2 separate regions of the Mus musculus genome follow, and region 1 is linked to region 2. Evidence: chromatin loops called from intact Hi-C (ENCODE). Cell type or tissue: left cerebral cortex. All regions are shown on one strand. Each heading gives the region's core, and the rest is flanking DNA. Links, peaks and the distances in the headings are about the cores only.

The links. Hi-C counts contacts between places; a loop is a spot of excess contacts. Peaks named below come from ENCODE experiments on the same cell type or tissue, not always from the same donor. Only the 100,000 strongest peaks of a DNase experiment are listed, where the experiment ranks them.
Region 1: a loop joins it to region 2, with 2.9 times the contacts of the local background. A loop is called at or near these places in 6 of 42 quality-filtered maps.

What each region holds. Positions count from the first base shown.
Region 1 is chr1:42,774,914-42,784,398 of GRCm38, forward strand. No RefSeq gene overlaps it. Among named protein-coding and RNA genes, the nearest start is that of Dalir, 29 kb to the left of the region's middle. In left cerebral cortex, for the core only: a CTCF peak has its summit at 5,068; DNase peaks (open chromatin) are centred at 5,039, 5,595 and 6,796.
Region 2 is chr1:40,884,326-40,893,810 of GRCm38, forward strand. No RefSeq gene overlaps it. Among named protein-coding and RNA genes, the nearest start is that of Tmem182, 83 kb to the left of the region's middle. In left cerebral cortex, for the core only: CTCF peaks have their summits at 823 and 3,478 (motif pointing right); DNase peaks (open chromatin) are centred at 1,579, 3,540, 5,443, 6,041 and 1 more place.

The DNA.
Region 1 (9,485 bases), core at 821-8,820, 1.9 Mb after region 2:
TATGAACTGGCAAAGTATTTCTGATTTCTTTTAAAAGGAACAAAACAGAACAAAACCCCAAAGCCCTCTTTCGGTCAAAATGGTCCGTAGGTGATGGAGCCTGGCTTCCTAGCCCTGTGCTTGCCAACTCTGCACTGCCCCAAAACATACAGAAATGCATGATTAAAACTAGAATCAAAATCTCCAGTTGCCTTCAGCAAACCACAGCACAGGATAGCGGAGCGGTGCCAGCTTGCAGTATAAGTATAGTTAGTTACTTGGCGCCTGCTAAAAGTACTGCCCCCTTCCTGTTTAATAATTAATTCAACTTTAAAGCCCCAAGGATCTGGACTCAGTACCCGATTCACAAAGCAGTACAGAAACAAAATGCTTCCAGAACTGGAGGGGGAATAGAGGAAGAAAGAATCTAACATTTCAAGAAATATCACCACATGGGGCCACCAAGCTTGGGGGTGTGTGTGTGTGTGGAAAGAACTGGGGTAGAGAAATATTTTTTAAAAAGCACAAAAGTGAGGTTATTCACGGCCACTGGCACCAGGAATGGGAGTGGTACACTGAGCTGGAAGCCATCCATTTGGGAAGCAGGCCTGCTGCCTTCAGACTGGTGGGGACCCAAAGGGTAATGGGCTCAGTCTCTGGAAAAGGAGAGACCCAGCCTCTTCTCATTAGTGGGCTCTGCTCATTAGTGGGAGCACTGTGCTAGAAAAGGCACCAAAGGTTGATAGAAGCCCTTCACTGGCCTTGTCTTCCACCCTACACCTGCTCTCAGATACACAATTCTCCCTCCAGGGCCATGGCCAGAGCACTCCTGAGGAGAAGGGTGAACACACACACACACACACACACACACACACACACACACACACTCATACACAAACATACTCACATTCATACTCACACACTCCCTCACACACTCACACATACACACATTCACCATACACACATTTACATACTCATACACATACAGGCTCACACACACTTATACACATACTTGCACACATACACACTCACTCACACACACACACACACACACACACACACAAGCACTCTCACACACAGAGGAAGGCTTGCTGAGCATAAGTGTACTGTGCATTGAGAACAATAAAGAAACCCAGGCGAGTTCCTGGAAGTAACTATGCAGCCACAGAAGTTAGCATCCAGAACAGCATCCGGTAACTGAGCCAAGGAGCCAGGCAGCTAGTGGGGCCTTGTGTTATGCTTTGTGATTCTTATAAATCATTTACTTCCCTTCAGCTGCATAGAAAGTAAAATACTGTAGATGCCAAAACCAGGTAGATACTTCCAGCCTAGCCCCATGAAAACCCATCTCTGAAGAGGCAATCCTTTACCAAGCCCCAGGAACCTCCTATCATATCCTAGGAAGTCTAAATATTGCCATGCATTGCCCAGAGATGGTTTATAGAAACAGACTAATTAATTTTCAAATTTTAAAAGATGTATTTATTTTATATGTCTTGAGTGCTTTGTCTGTATGTGTGTATATGTACCGTATACATGCCTAGTTTCATGGAGTTCAGAGGAGAGTATCAGGTCCCCTGGAATTGGAGTTAGGAATGTTTACGAATCACCCGTAGGTGATGAGATTTGAACCTGGGTTCTCTGCAAGAGCAACACATGCTCTTAACCACTGAGCCATCTCCCCAGCCCTTGCAACAGATTTATTAAATTAAAGGAAGACTAGGTGACCAACAACCAGAGGAAAGCTATTTAAACACCAAACTGTGTTTACTTTCTGCTTGTTATAAAGAAGACAGGACATAGAGAGCTCATATGCATCCTTTGAGATCGTAGCTGGAAATGGTTGTGACCAACCAATAATGGGGTTTTGCCTTACCCTTAAAAGGGATGCTTTACAATTGTCAAGACTATATAAATTTTCTTTGTGTTTACTTTATTTATCAATTTGTCCACTCCCTTCCTCACCTCATATTGTTGTTGATACCTTAGAGAGGAAGCTGGTCTCTTTAAAAAAAAAAATAAGATTTTTGATTCCTCCTAAATGGCCCCTTAAAACTCTGCCAAACTGAACTTTAAAACTCCATTTTCAGTTATTACACAATTTCTCTATTTTTGAGTCAGGAGCTGTGTGGTTGCTATTTTTTGACTTTTCAATTTCAAGCTCATACCTTAAATATCCTCCTCCTCTTCTTCCTCATCCTCCCTTTCTTCCTCCTCCTCTACCTCCTCCTTTTCTTCTAAGCTCACAGAGGGTTTAGTCATTGAGGAACTTGGTCTCACAAAAGTTACCCAGCTTCTACAGAACTCGGTTTTCTGACCTGTGAAAATTGGATAGTTTTCTGGATGTGTGTCCACTGGGCAGTAAGCTCAAGTTCAGAGCAGTGAAGGTCTACCCTTTCTTCTTCGGCCATGACTCTCTCAAAGGCTTACTTTGGAGAAAGTAATGTTTTAACCTACCTGATAAGTCATGATATCTTCTCAGCTCCCTTTCCCTTTAAAAAAAAAAAATCTGTGAGCTTTTAAGAATAGCAATAGAATCCCCATAAAACCATCGCAGTCCCCAACCACACAGTGAGCTGCCTAGATTTTGAAGCAGATCCTTTTTAGAGTAACAAATCCCTTTGTGATTAGAATAATTACCTATCATCTTAGAGAGAGAGAGATATCAGATATTTCTATGAAGCCATGTGCCATGTGGTAAGGACCCTGGGCACTGAGCCATGTTGGCTCCAGGTGGGTCCTGCACACACAGCAAAGGCTGACAAGTCACACTCATGGTCCAAATCTCAGGCATCAGAGTCTGTAGGAAGGAGGCCTTCCATCCTGGCTCTGTCCAGGTATACCTGCCAGATGCAGCAATAGGGGCATTTTAAGAAGACCATTGTAAATTAGTGGGAGGAAGACTCTCAGACACAGCTTCCAAATCACCCAGGAGACAGTAAAGCGCTGAAAGAGCCAATGAACGAAATGAGCCAGCAGTGCATGTACCCTGGGCAGCTCCGCAAACTGTGGCTCCGACACCAACCAGGCTGGTGCTCACATCACAGACCTCTCTCGCAAGGCTGACTGTTCTTGCTCATGTGGGTCACGTGGTGCAGTCTATAGAGAATTGGAAACACTGGGTAATTTGGAAGGTAAACATTTTGAGACACACAAGTGCCCTGAAACAGAGAAAAGATGTGACCCTATAATTAACAGAGTGGGCACCAAGTTTCATTCCAGGGTAGCTGGTTTATTTGCTTGAAGACGTGCACCCTGTTTAAAATCCACCCATACATGGTTAAAACACAATGCACATCTCTAAAATTATTGTACAAAACAGAACATTAAGGAGGAAAGGACTCTGTCTCTCTCCTGCCTTTCTAAGCCCCTACCTGCTGTTGGTTTTAAAGGTAGTATCCTTTGCTCTGGGAGTGAGCATGGGTGCAGCAGGCTGGAGGAGTGGAGTTTTTACCCCAGTTTATCTTATAAAAGTGAACATTTCAACCAGAATGGTTGCCTCCAATATAACAAGTGTATATGTGTAAAGCTCTTGGTGGGTAGGATTCTTGCATTCACTTTGTCTGCAGCCATTATTACTAAGTCATGAACTGCATTTAACACAAGAGCCTGCAACAGGTATTATTACACAGCTAGTTATTACAATTACACAGCTAGCTTGCCCAAACTGGACATCTTGCTCTAGATTAATTTTCTAGAATTGCCATGGATACAGAGAGGGGTTGGAAGAAGATCAGGGTGTTCTCAAGATTACTCTCACCTGAGGCCTTACCTGTGTCCAATGCCTTCTCCCACAACTTCCTAGCTATAAATTCCCACCTTTCTGTGCATGGTGATGTCACCACCTCCTCTTCTTAACGGAAACCAGTCATAGTGGATGTGACCCCCACACCAGTGACCTTGACCTAGGTGTAAACCCTCCTTAAAGGCTCTTTCCCAGGTGCAGTTAGGGACTCAGAGTGGGTGCAGTGAAGACCATGAATGCCTCTGTGTCAGGAAAAACATGGTTTTTCATTAGCATTTAGGAATGACAGTTACTCAGCTTCGCACAGCTGGGTGTATAAATGAATGAATAGGGAAGCAGACACCACCTAGACCCTTTGCTTATCTTCCCTAAGGCAACCCTCCGTGTTCTCTAACAGGCTCCTGGTGGAACCAGACTCTTCTAGGCTAAGTTAGCACAAAGGAATTTTATCATAATCTACTTGGGGGTTCATTCAACTCAGGAAGCTTTGATAACAGAAACTAGTTGAGGTCTGCTTAAATTGAGGTTTGTCCAAGCCAGGGAGGAAACTGACAAGCTACCTTGGTCTTTCGATGAGAAGACCCCACACTGAAAGGTGTAATCTACCTCTTAAATAGGAGAACATGGATATTTCATAAGCTCTATGAGTTCTATACCCAGCCTCCAAAAGGGCTGACAGATGTGCCCCCTCCCTCTGGAATCTTCCCTTTAATGTCTTGTTTGTGGTAGCCTGGAAGTCTTCTTGTGGCGTTATTATATCACCCCTGAAACTGTGCGGTAGAGGGATGGATTGATTATCCTACATCTAGTTTAAGGTTTTAAAGATCTTATTTTAACTCAACAATAACTTTACACTCATGTTCATGCTCCTTTCCAATGTTCCTCCGTTAAGTTCTTGTAGACGCTCCTTTGGGGATTTAATAAAGGTGTCAGCTCAAGGAACATCTTGAACAGCATATAATTTCATCAGATATTGGTCACCACATTGCTTGAGCATGAAGCTTTTAAAGAAAATTAAAGTGAAGGAAAAAAAAGGTCTGGTATTGGTTATTAACTCTGCCTCAGGGTGACTTCTCTTCAGGGGCGATTAAATATCAGCTCTGGGCTGTTAGGTTTAGTGGCTTTGCTTGTAGATGGCACATTCTACTTCAAGGACAACCTCAACTCAAGATGCTGGGATGTTCGACAGTGGTGCTGAGGCAGCCTCTGCAAAGCCAGCTTGGTATGAAACGGAAGATGTGACCATCTCTCTATGCTCTGACCTTTCTTCCTTAAGAAACAACTTTTGCATTACCAGGTAAATGCCCTTTCCATGGGATTTCCGTGGAACGCTGGGGACATCCTGTGGTCAGTATGGCTTAAGGCAGCGATTCTCAGCCAGGCTCTCAGGGAATAAAGAGGTCTCCCCTGAAAAAAATCCCAGCTTGTCTTGCAAGACCAAAAATAAAAAGAGAAAAAGAATGAGAGGAAGGAAGGAAGGAAAGAAGGAAGGAAGAAATAAAGAGCAAAGAGAAATACCACTCTGTTGTTTCTACAATAGAAACATCACTTTTGTGAGCAATGAGATTTTTTTTTTCAGTGAATGTGAACAGCGTAAAACCTACTGGCAACAGTTTAACTGAGATCAAATGAGGCCTCACAAGCTTGGAGGAGGAGGGCCATGTTGCTAGGTGTTGCTCTTCAGCCCTACCTGCTTCCTATGATCTGCTGTTTGCAGGGTAGCTGTACTCTGGCTCAACTTCTTGTCCTCCCAGGAAGCGGGCTTCTGTGAAAGCACCCAGCGTGGCTTAACGGGAAAACAGTGGGTATTTTGGCAGCTTTACACCACAGATAGTGCCCCAGTGGCACGAAATTGAAGCCGTTTAGCTGTAAATGTGATATCGCACTTGACGATTTCCCTTGGCAAAGCTCTGGGCCGCCCACATTGAATAGAGGCAGAGAAATGGAACTTGGGTGAAAAGCCAGCCACAGGAGAAGCGGACCGAAGGGGCTCATAAACGCATTCGTCCATCATTTACCGTCCGAACGCCACTCTCCACTCAGGCTACCAGGAGCAGGCAGCCCCACTTATGCGACGGGGAGCAGGCAGTGAAGTTGCTGTTGTTCTTCTGTTTATTAAAAACGGATGGGAGCACTTGACAGAAAAATCAAACTTCTGGCCATGGCTCATTAATCCCTGTTGTGTCTGTCAAGGGGATGTGTTCTGAGTTCCAATAAGCCTGGAGAAGTAAGTTTGCTTCTAAGCTTGGGCATTTTCTCTAAGTTTGAATGGAGAAAAAGACACGCCAGTCACCTCCAAGGAGAGATAGACTCTGAACCTGTTTTTAGACCTACCTAAGTGCAATTCCGTATAAGTGACTTGGTTTAAGTGAAAAGCGATCGTCATTAATAATTTTATTGTTGATATCTGACATAGTGTCCCTTGAGGAGAGGTAGAGTCTGCTAGCATAACTTTTCCAGGATTTAACGTTTATACAGCTCTCCAGCTCTTGCAGACATATCTTAGAGGGATACCCTGGTAGACTGTTTGGATGTGCCTGAAGTCAATCAGACAAGTATAGCCCTCTATCAAATACTTACTCCTTAGCTTCTTGCCCAATTATAGGGAAAAGACCATCCTCAACTCAGACTGATTACAGCAACCCAGAAGACAGAGACAGCATCTCCTGGCCCCTTTCTTTAGAACAATTACTGTTTGTGAGGAAATCGAGATGTCAAACTCTTCGCTTTGGCTTCTGGTATAGTTACAGTTAATATTAGGGCCAGAGGAAAGGCACGTTTTCCGGCTCATTTAGGGGTTGTGCGACTCATGTTCCTGAGATTCCCAAAGCAGCCCTTCGTTCCTTTTGTGTGACAGTGTATAGGATCCTTAGCACACTCCTTATAGAGGTACATAAGGATTTGGTGAAATGATGAGTGTAAATGGAATAAACCCAGCGTGTGTCCTGTCAGACGCACACAGGAAGTTCCTCTTGCCATAGCTGTTAGGATGATTCCACGTTGCCATCCATCTTCCACGAGAGAAGTGTCTGCTGGAAACTGCAGCCTTTCTCCCACAGTGTTCCCAAGCTGTCTGCCAGGAGAGCGCTGGGAAGGGAAGGCATCTGCAGAAGGCTCCTGCCAGGCCTGCTCACTGGTTGGATGGCGATTGAACTCATAATTCTGGACTCCATTCTGGTCTGGCTGCTGTGACTGATACAGAGAAGTTTGAAATCTTGGCTCTGCACTCAATAAGCATAAATCTCACCCACATTAGCGCTGATGGGAAACTCTCGGTGTAGGCTAGATATCTTAAGTCAGGGGCTTTAAAGTTAAAGTAGGCAAAAACCCCAAAGGAAGCTTAAGGCTGAGGGGGCAACAGCTCAGAAGGGAGCAGGAGACGGAACCAAGCACCTGCTACGTATTTGGGTTCACCCTCAGGGCTGCAGATTAGCTGAGCTGTGCCTCCCAGCATTTCTGTGTGCATAACTGGTTCTTGTTTAGAAACTCGCATGGTGGGTCATTTTTCTTTCTGTACCTCTAGAGAATTGAAACCACATCTCCCGAGTATGGAGCACAGTTCAGCTAGAAGCCAGAAACACAGATTATCTTGTCTTCCTATAAGACCCAAACTCCGATCAATTCTTCTGGAAACGTTCACTGAGCACCCTTGGTGGTGGGTATAAGCCAGAGCTAGCAGGAGCTAGTCGGGAAGCCTGGCTTCTCCAGTGGCAAACCTGTGTGTCAGGCTGCAAGGAGCTCGGATGCTTATCCGGCCCTAGGTAAAGTAACAGATTTTTTTTTAAGACAGCAGTGACTTGCATTTGTGTAGAGTGCATGCCCCACGGTCCACGTGCTGCGGGCTAGGTGGGTAGGACTGTAGAATCACAATGATAAATCTCTCAAGTGGAGCCTATAATGCGAGGCAGTTAGGATAGGACACAGCAGCACTGTGAAGCAGTACTGGTTATCCCAGGAGGGAGTTAATTCTCTAGAAAGCAGGCTGCTATAAAGCAAGGTCACACATGTACCTTTTCCTTTCTCTACAAGATTCCAACGAAGCCAGGGCATTTGCTAGCAGCCAAATAGATAGAAACACCTGATCGTGGACTTTCACCCTTCAAAGGTGTAAACTGAGTAGGTCTCTTTTTTTTTAAAACAAGTTACCCAGTATCAAACACTGCTATAATAACACAAATGCATGTTAAAAGCCACCAAAGCAAGACAGAGCTCACTTGAGGACAGTCAGGAGAGCTTTTGGAACTGTGAGAGTTCCTTTTAACTGGACGCTGGAGGGCTGTTAGTGTGATAGAAATTCCCTACTGCAGCACATTTTGAATGGGGGGGGGTGGGTCACATAGCTGAGCACCGGGGTCAGTGGTCAACACACTATGGCATATATGTGGGAGGAGTCAACTTATAAAGAAGCCTCTAGAAATCTCGTCTTGGGACGGACATAGTGTTTCAAGGAATGTTCCAGGTCTGATCCTTACCCTGCTAATCTTCTTGAAACCAGTTTATTCTCTGTTAAGAGATACATCAAGATTTGGAAATCTAATTTACATTGTGATTTTTTTTTTTTTACTTATATTAGAATTAAGCCCTGTTTATCCCTCCCTTTTGCACTGGGCCAGAGCCTGTGAATCTGGAGACCACGGGTAGCAGCTCCATACAGGAGCATCGGCTCTGTGAGCCGTATTTTCTATTTTTATTAGCATTTCTTATTTGCCCACAGCCTGATTTCTTTTGGGCTTGACATAATTTGCATGATTGAGTTAATCCAAGTGTGAAATGCAATAGAGACCTGATTCAATGGGTGGCCGGAATGCAGCATGATTGGAACATAAAAGGGATGGAGCAAGGCTCTGCCCCACAATGCCAGGTGCAGACACACCACAATGGGAGATCAGAACTGATCCACAGGACCAGACAGTGCTCCAGGAGGGAGTGGAGGGTGCTCAGCACAGGAATGCAGTTTTCAAAGCCCCTTCTTCGAATATTTCCCGGGGTAGGTTTGACATTTGAGATGGGCAACGAGACAGCATCCAGGTGGAATCGAAATTTTGTAGCCTAAATCCTACCGCACTCTTTGTAAAAGAGATATTTTCACACTCCGTGTATCTAGGCCTACATATATATTTACACTCACACCTGTTATCTTAAAATCCCATCGGGCTCATGGAGAAGCAGCATAGAACACTCCCTCGTACCGCCTTCCACTTTCCCTACAACGCTATGATCAAGACTGACATTAAAATAAATGCAATGCTATTAGATAAACGACCAGTTAGAGAAAAGCTCCTAGTTATCCAACTCTGATTACAAGGCCCAAGGGTGCTTGCTGATGAAAAGAGCCAGGAGGAGCTGGGTGAGACACCTGTAATCCCAGCAGGAGGCAGGAGGATTGTGAATTTGATTCTAGCTTGAGTTATATAGAGACCTTGTCTCAAAACCAAACCAAACAAATACAACCATACTAGCTACAAAGCAACAACAGCGACGGCAAGCTGTTTCACTACCAAGTGTTATAAAAATCTTTAGACAAAATCTTATCATGACCTTCTAGGCAGCACCACACCCTTCCCAGAACCAGTACAGAAACAGGGTACTTTCCTTAGGAACTGACTGTCCCAAAACTCCCATTATCCCAAAACTCCCCATTATCCAAGCTGTCTTATTCATCTAACTTGTAGCCATAGTAGTTTGTTACAAGTGATTTACATTTTCCTTCCAGTAAATTTTCTTTTTTAAAAAAATAAACATTCGCCGGGCGGTGGTGGCA
Region 2 (9,485 bases), core at 418-8,417:
TTATGTCTTCTCTCATCCCTTGGAAAACAGCAATGGCTGGAGCCAAGAGTTGCTAGGAAGCTTATCCATGTATGGGGATAAATGACCTTGATCTGTACCAGGGGAAGCTTCTCTTGCTATCCTGGTACTGTCTTCCCAGACATTGTCCCTGGTCCTTAAGAGTCAGAGCAGAGATGGCGTACTAGAAATGCTGTGATATAGTAGTTGGTTTTGTGCGTCATAAACGAGAGTCAACAGAGAGGAAGGGGTTTCAGCTGAGGAAATGCCTCCATGAGATCCAACTGTAAGGCATTTTCTCAGTTAGTGATCAGTGGGGGAGGGCCCTGGTTGTTGTATGTGGTGCCATCCCTGGGCTGGTGGTCCTGGATTCTGTAAAAAAAAAAAAAAAAAAAAAAAAAAAAAAGCAGGCTGAGCGAGCCAGGGGCACCCACCATGACCTCTCCATCAGCTTCCAGCCCTGCTTGAGTTCCAGTCCTGCCTTCCTCCAGTGATTGACTAAGCCTAATAAATCTTTTCCTCCCCAACTTGCACAAGTTAATACTGGTGAGCCAGTACAGTATACCAGTGCACATGGATGAGAGTGTTATCCACGGATTTTCTCACACCACACCCCCATGTACCCTTAAAGAGTAAAAGAAAGGGTCCTGGATGTATGTCTCTAATCAGTCATTCTGAAGTAATGGAACAAACCATACCTGTCAGGATCCAGCTCACCACTATGTTAGGTTTCAGACCTTTACTTGGTCTCTAACTGTAGGGACACATAGGCGCAGGACAGTGGATAAATGGACAATGAGATGACACAGGAGGGCGCCCCCTAATGGTTGGTCTCAGTCGATGCTCATACCTCTTATTTCTGTTTTGAAGGTGCAGAACTGCACAAATCTTATCCTTATTGGTCTGACTGACTATAGTTTTTAAAACGAGAAATTGAGAAGTGGAATTAATTTCGCTAGTCGACAATTCAGTAATGACTGAGCTGGGATTTGTGCCCAGGTTGTAGAGCAGAGTCCTCCCTCTCCCTCTCCCTCTCCCTCTCCCTCTCCCTCTCCCTCTCCCTCTCCCTCTCCCTCTCCCTCTCCCTCTCCCTCTCCCTCTCCCTCTCCCTCTCCCTCTCCCTCTCCCTCTCCCTCTCCCTCTCCCTCTCCCTCTCCTTCTCCCTCTTCTTGGAGATATATATATATATATATATATATATATATATATATATATATATATATATATCCAATATTCTTCCAGCAGAACCCATGGAGTAATCTTGATTCAGAGACATAAAATGTTCAGTTTATAGGGGTGGCAACAGGGGTAGTACTACCTAGCAGAGACAGCCAGGCCTCAGCCTTGGCAGGAGTCAGCAGGAGGGACCTGGAGAGACCCCAGAAGTTCTCAGCTGTGCCTCTCTCAGGTAAGGAAAGATCAACAAGGACTGGAGACCGACAGTCATTGCACAGCCAACTATATAAGCAAGCCTAGCTCAGTCTCCATCACTGTCGGTCGCGTTCTATTTATACTCTCTAAACATCACGTGTCCTCCACGGGTCTTGCCTCAGCACATGCATCTGTTCCCAGCTGACATCACTCTGCCAATCAGAGTCTGAGTTGGTTGCCAGAAATTGCAGCACACCCCCAGGAATATTTTGGTGTGTCTCTCTCTTTGGAGTCCTGGCAAACGCAGTTCAACTATGCAACGTAAGGTGGACGTGAGTGTCGTTAACAAAGGATCCTTTATCGCATGTCCTTTCACACGCTTACTTTAGCAGAACATCCTTTCATCTGTGTCTGCTTCAGTGAAAAGTTCCTTCAGGAGTCTGCCTTAGCCTTTCTCCTGTGTCCACTTCAGGAAAACACTCCTTCATGTGTTTGCACCAGCAAAACACCACACAACACAACTGACTTTCCAAAGAACCCTTACGTTTCCATTTATTGGGAGTGATTTTTTTTTTTTAAAGGGAAAGAGACTTCTCACTCACATGTCTGTTTTCTATCTTTCTGAAAGAGGGTATTAACCAAAAATAAAATCAGTGTAGGCAGAATGAAGAGTTTTACATTTGCTTGGGAATGGAGTCAAAGTCTGTCCAGCCTTGCAAATGTGTCTTAGGGTTTTACAAAAGGCTGTCTATGCTTATAACTTAAAAACAAAGATATTAGTGAGACCACCACATTTCAGGAAGTGTGTGCAAGTAGATAGGTGACTCAGCCAATCAGAGTTCTCTCTGCTCTGCTCAGCCAATCAGTTCATCTGCCCTGCTCAGGCAATCAGTGTTCTCTCTGCCCTGCTCAACCAACCAGAATGCTCACTGTCCTTGAAGAGTCCTTCTTCCAGTATCCGTGTGAGACATCTCACAACTGCCTGTAACTCCAGCAAGTGTCTGATGTCCCCTTCTGGACTCCCAGGGACCTGCACTTACTCGCACACAACCCCACACTGACATGCATTCACACACATGATTTAATATATATATATATATATATATATATATATATATATTTAAGTAAAGAAAGGATGGGGTACTTTGTAAGGATGGGACAAAGTACCATCTCATTTTCTGTGTAGTTTGGGAGAAATGGCACCTTGTGCAGAGGTGAAGAGAGGCCAGCCACGCTTTGGGGAACCTGTGGTTTGGCCTGTGGGAAGGTCAGTTTGCGTTGGGGAAGAAGAGCATGTGTGTAGCCCAGCTCATCAAACAGATGTTTCTATTAAAAAAAGAGAGATTGCATGCTTTTTTCTCTTGTACATGTGAAGATTAAATATTCGTGTAGCATCTATGTTTGTGTCTATTTGTCTATAACTGTAAATGATTAGACCTGAGAAGGGCCTATTTGGGGCAATGATATAGATTATTGGCAGAAGGGGTAAAATATGATGCATGTAAGATCACACCATAAAAGGAACCCTTTTGCTTTTTACATTTACAATAATATACATACATACATACATACATACATATATATATATATCACATACATATATCTCATATGTATACACATATACATACATGTATATGTGTATATATACACACACAGAACAATGCTACCTGTGTTGATTTTCTTACTGTCCAAGGAAAAGCCCCTAATCAGAGAAGACAAAATAGAATCTTAATATTATTAGGCTTTTAAAGTGGAGTTGTGGATAGCTCTGTTGACTGGATTACTATTCTTCCAAAACCAATTTTCTTTTTTATGACTTGATACTTGATGGACACACAAAGGGCAACACGGTCACCAGCAGCCAATATGGTGCACACATGACTCTGTGTGTGTCGAGATATGAGTGACCCAGAAGATGTCCACTATCCAGGTGGAAATATATTTAGAGAATGTCTGGTTGTTAGAGGATCGGCATCCCAGTCTCTTTTCACCTCTTTACCCCACCCCTTCTAGAATGCTTTAAAGCAGGCCAGGGAGCTGATTCTTAGTCAGGTAACCTCGCAGGTTTCTGCTTTGTACTTGGGAAATCTCTTCCAGGAATGACCACCTGGTGGCGGTGCTGGGCACATCTTCTTCTCTGGAGTCTGTGTTAGGAACGACCTTGCCTTTCTTTCCCATGAAGCGCTCAGCCTGCCAAACTTAGAGGTACCACACATGCAAAAGAACGGGCTTCCAGCCAGCCTGTGGATCGGGCTGCGCAGGGTCCTTCTCCAAGGCTTTGCTCTATTCACGTGGGCATAGAAGATGAACGAGTAGTGTGCGCGGCTCCTAGTTCACTTCCCCTGTGAAATTCGCCTCCCACCTTTCTGACTAATTGGTTTAAAAATACCAGAGAGCTGACTTTCTTGTTATTGTTTTGTTTTGTTTTTATATAAGACTTGGGGTTTTCAGTTTGTATCGAAACGATCACTAAGGTTTCGTTCAGGCAGCAGACAATCGTACAGAACTTCATAAGGACAGCAACACACACATGCTCGTCGCTGCCCTGCTTGTCCCCACTAAACATGAACTATGACCTTGTCTTTTAAAATACTTCTAAGGCACAAAACAGCGTACGTTCTTTATTTGATTTGATTTTTTAAAAAAGTTTTTGTGAATATTAGACGATGCCTGGACCAGTTGGCTTCATGTTCCCAAAATGGCTGTAAAGGAAGGAAAACCTGCTGCAGGTACCTACATTGTACAGGAAGTGCGTACAGATCTGGTGGGGGCTCTGGCACCAAGTCACCAAATCTTACTTAGGTTTATCTGCCAGTAGAAGGCACACAATAAGCACTAGGCCTTGTGTCAAAGACTGAATGACCCGGTCAGGGTTCCTGTCTTTTGGGTGTTAGAATGTGCCAGCAAAAAACTGATCAGGTCAGCTGGGTCCTCCCACCCAGGAACATGTGACTTTCAGATCTTTTTAAAGCCCAGGCTGTAGACTGCACTAGAGGCCAGAGAGACTGCATGGGAAGCACGGAGCACAGCAGAGGTGTTTGTATGCGGTGGGGAGGGGCACTAATCCATAAGCTCCAAACTTGGTATCTTCGATGTATTTGTTAGCTAAATTATGTAAGAACTACTGGCGCACTTGGCCCATATTCTCCCTCTTGTAATTGAAAATTAAACCTTCAGCCCAGGAAAGTAACTGTCATTTGAATGAAGTTCAAACTCCACTTTCAAAGCTCTGAGCCCTCTGGACGACTTCCTAACCGGATGGTGTTGTTCCTTACAGTGTCTTCCCTGACAAGGTCCCTTTGCTGGTGACTTATATTCTTAACAGCTTAGAATATGGTATTTAGATGGTTGAAACTGTGTTTAGTGAACTTACTGACAGTCATCTTTCAGTTCAGAGCCAGGTCAGTGGGAAGATGTAAAACTAATAATTATTAATATAATAATAATAATAATAATAATAATATACTTTTGGTCATCAATATCCACATACTCCTCTATAAAATTTTAGGATGGTAAGCCAGAATAAGTTGTATAAAATCATTCAAAACACCTCCTGAAAGTTAAAAAAAAAAAATCAATCATATGTTTCTCTCTGTCACATTTTGGGTCTGAACTAATTTATTTGATGATACATCAATGATGAGAAGAAAACAGGAATATTTAAGAAATTAATGATATGGTGCCATGGATCTTCTGCCAACCACTTACAAAAAGAAGCCAAAATATTAATGGTATAAAATATGTTTCTATACATTTGGAATCTTAATGAGAGTCTTCTGATGTGTTGCGGGTCGGGTGCCAAATCCGCCTATACTCCAGTAGAGCTCAGGTATGGAGGAGAACCATGTGCAACTCGGATGAAGGTGAACTGAAAAGTTAATATTCATAGGATTTTAGTCAGAGCACATTCGTTAGAGGAAAAGGTAGAGAGAGACCTAAGGGATTATTCAGTTTGTGTTTGGTGAAACACAAAAGACGTCTCATAGTTTGCTGAGGAAAACTGTGGCGCTTCTTTCACTGGGTCCTCTCTCCCTTAATTTAGACTCTTGCTGGGTGATTCTTGCTTCTACACTGTAATTTCCAGTTTCCCCTAAATATAGACTCTGGATCCAAGCCATCCTAATTAAACAGCGAGGTTCTTTCGTAGCGAGCTCGGATGCTTCCGAAATCAATTTCAAGCTTTACGCGGTAGGCATGTGACCTGCCTCTTTGCCTATCCCTTTATCTGTTTATCTTGAAATGGTCAATTTCGAGTAATATTTTAACGGCAGGTTTGCACGACTTGCGGGGGGGGGGGCGTCTGGTTGATTACATTTCCTATATTACATGTACATGTAATTATTAACCTTGCTATGTTCGGGGAGGAGGTTCGAGGCAATCTTCACACTTTTCCCATCCTGAAGTAGACATCCATCCCTTTCAGTAGGAAGTTAAGTCTTTGTATTATAAATGAAGAAAGTGAGATAAAATGTTTTTTAGCCTAAGGCTACCCGGAGAAACACGCATCAGATCCTTTTGTTGTGGCACAGAATTCATGTCTTTTCTTGACACACAGCTGTTGGAGATAATGGGATTTTCACTAAGGGAATAGAAGGTGAGAGCGACTCAAACACCAGAAACTCCCGCACATGCCAACTGCAGGAGCAAGCTGGAGGCTGGGAGGCAGCGCTTGGGGGCTGGCTCAGGAGCCCTTGTTCCTTTGTGCCATTCTCAGAGCTGGCTCAAGTCTCCCAGAGGGCATCCAGCCTGGGAGTTCAGGACCTGAGCATGCGCTCAGCATTCCCTGCTGCCATGCACCTCAGAGAACACCACACAGCTCTCTTTGGGCTCTGGTTATTGCAGACAGCCGTTTGCTCTGACTACAGCTGGGGATGGGGAAGAAGGAGGCGATCCAAATTCTACAGGAAGGCTGCAAATCATTTTCTCTGTAACCCGAAGTCCCCGTATCTGTTGCGGGAGCCATTTGAGAGTACCTTTAAATAGACTTGGATTTGTCCTTTGACTTTGGCTTCCAGAATGTAATTTTACTCTCTTTCTCTCTGATTGTGGTGAGGTGGTGAGCACCGCGGCTGTCTTTTTAAATTGCCTTTGAAAGGCAACGACTTCTGAAGCAGCTCTTGCTTGCCCTGAGGCTTAGGAGGTCAAGGAGCAAAATTCAGACACATGGTGAGCCAGAGTTCTCCTCAAAGTGTTTGTGGTCCCCGGCCACGCATTAGAATACCACTTCAGGGATTCTGAAATAGCTAATACTGGGAAACCTTCTTCCCACAGGCTAAATCAATTTCTTCAGGATGGGCTAAGGGCACGGGTGAATTTCTAAAAGTTCCACTAGTGACTTGAACTTGCAGTCGGGTCTGCAGATGGCTGTGCTCATGGAAAACCTTGGTGATTTCAGGGGCCCCGGTGAGAGTCACGGCCTCCAGCTGAATTGCTGACATCTAAAATTAATTTCGGAATGCCTTACTAAAAACAAAATAACCCCATCTAAGAAAGCAACCTGGAAATGTGGAATGAACAGGCAGGACAAAGATGAATCCTAAACCTGTCCTTAACTGTTCAATAGCTCAGTCAGTACTCTACACGCTCTGCAGTCTATAGGCTTGGGTGTCCTCTGTGTGGGTTAAAGTTAAGAAGAAATAGCAGGAGAGAAAGAGATGTTTTAAGAAATGAGAGGAAAAGGGTATGGGCTCAGACGGAAGGGTTGGTGGGGAGCAACTGGCAGAAGGTAGGGACAGAAAATATAATTGGAATATATTGTATGAAAAAAAATCCATTGTCAATAAAATACTACTACAAAATGATTATGCTAAGCCTGTTGGTACAGGTCTGGGATGCTAGGTACCCAGGAGGAGGAGCAGAAGGCTTGCCAATTCAAGGTCTTCTGGTTAGAGAGTGAATTCAAGGCCAGCCTTTGGAATTTAGGGATACATGTCTCGAAGTATTAAAATACACACACACACACACACACACACACACACACACACACAGGAGGCCAGGAGAGGGATGACTCCATGGAGGAGATCCTGTGGTACAGCTGGGATGGTCAGAGGTTCAATCCCCAACATAAAAAACCAAAACACAGTTTTGAGGTGTTAATGGTTCTCAGAGTTATAAAACTAGACCCACCTAGAACTTGATAAGATCTAGATTGTTAGGTCCCATCCCCAGATAGGAACATATGATTATCAGAATCTGCAGATAATGCTCACACCCCCGGATGCCCGGGCATGGGTCTGTAGCATGAGAATTACTGTCTTCCCAGGGTCCGTGTCTTGCATCAGCTTCTCTAAAACAAAGCCTCGCTCCTAAAGACTTGGCTGAGGGGTAAGATCAAGGAAGTGGAAGTCAGGGCAAGCAGCAGACTGTGAGCACTGTGTCAGTGCACACGGGTGGGAGAGTCACAGAAATGCAGAGGTAACGCTTGCCCTGTATGAGCTCAGCTGATTCCTGAAGAAGACTTGTCTGCTAGCTCTTCCCAGTCTACCAGCTCCAATTCTCATACCTGGCCCTAGAGCAGGTCTCCCCACTTGTCCTTTTATGCCTAGAGGGGTCAGACCCCATGATCATGATCCTGCTCACAGGTAGATGCAGTGGTGGGCATGGTACACAAGCTAGGTGGAAGAGGGACTGTCCAAAACTCTGAAGAGAACCAATTGCCAGGATGGGTCTAGGGAGAAAGGAAAGCAGGGCCTCCAAACCAGAGCAGCCCCTCCCTTAACCTGCTATGTGATCTCTGCATTCCAAATGATTTGCTGTGTATAACAGATTCCCTTTATTCTTGTCCCCCTTGTCCTGTGTGTTGGTGTGTGTGGATAAATCTTCACTTATTGAAGTGGAAGATCCTCAGCCACCGATGGGGATGTCATGCATGTCAAAATGCCACAAAAGCCCTGGAGATTTCTCTCTCTCTCTCTCTCTTCTCTCCGTTTCAACAACCAGTAGGTCGCATGATCAGGTTGCTGGCAGAGCCCTCATTGGATAGCAGAAGTATAGATTATTTTGACCACATTTTACACTTATCACTTTGTCTTTTCCTTTATTCTAAGAACATAAAGATAATGCTATATAAAATGGAAATATCAGTTCATCAAAAGGCTCAGCAATTCAAAAGGTCCAGTCATGAAGAGGTGTTGTAACACGTGATCTTCCAACACAGGAGCTCTAAGACAAGTCAGCCCCAGAGTCCCAGTAAGCAGGGTCATTAATTTCTTATTTGCGTCTCACAAGCTCCAAGATCTATCTTTCCTCATGTCAACTGAAGCAAGCCCAAGGAAGTTCAGCACAAGATGGTGGAGAACTAACTTCGCAGACAGAAACACACTACAAACTCTGCTTCTGTTATTTGATAAACCTGATAACAGACATGATCTTAGTCCCTGGGAATTTCAGGCTTTCCATGTTTAAAACCAAAGACAGAAGAACTACCTTGCAAAGTACTATCAGTGGGGATGAATAGAGGAGGTGTCATTGAATAATCCCATGGTGTCTGTTAGTTGCTCGCAGTTGCTCACAAATTGTAGCTTCTGGCCGCCTTTTCCACTGTATGCTCTGAATGAAGCTCGTTAACACCTGGTTATGAGCTACTGCTGTGGTTTGAATGAGAAGCATTCTCTGGTTTCATCAGTTGGTCACCAATGGTGGTGCTATTTGAGAACTTTAGAAGGTGGAGCATTTCCAGTGTTCCCACTATGCGCTAGGTATTTACAGTTGCATAGCTGGGCCTCACATCCTATTATATTTCACATTCTACATCTGGATGAAAGATGACCTTCCAGGCTCCTTCTCCTACCACCATGCCTTCTCTGTCTGCTGCCATGTCTTCCCCTCCAAGGTGAGCTGTACTCGTCTGTCTGGAACTATGAGCCAAAGAAGCCCTTTCTCCCTTAGCTGCTTTCATCAGGGCATCTTGTCATAGTGAACCTGATTGTCACTCTTTTTTTGTTGTGACATCGGATGACAGAAGAGAACTCCAAAAGGTCTTTAGCTATAGTCTGGACTTTGTTCCTCACCAAGGCAGTTGCACTAAAGGCTTAGTTCCTAGTCTGTGGTATTAGGAGAAATGGAAACTAGAGTGGGCTTAGTGAAGGACATTTAGGTCTCTAGGTGCTGGCCCTGGA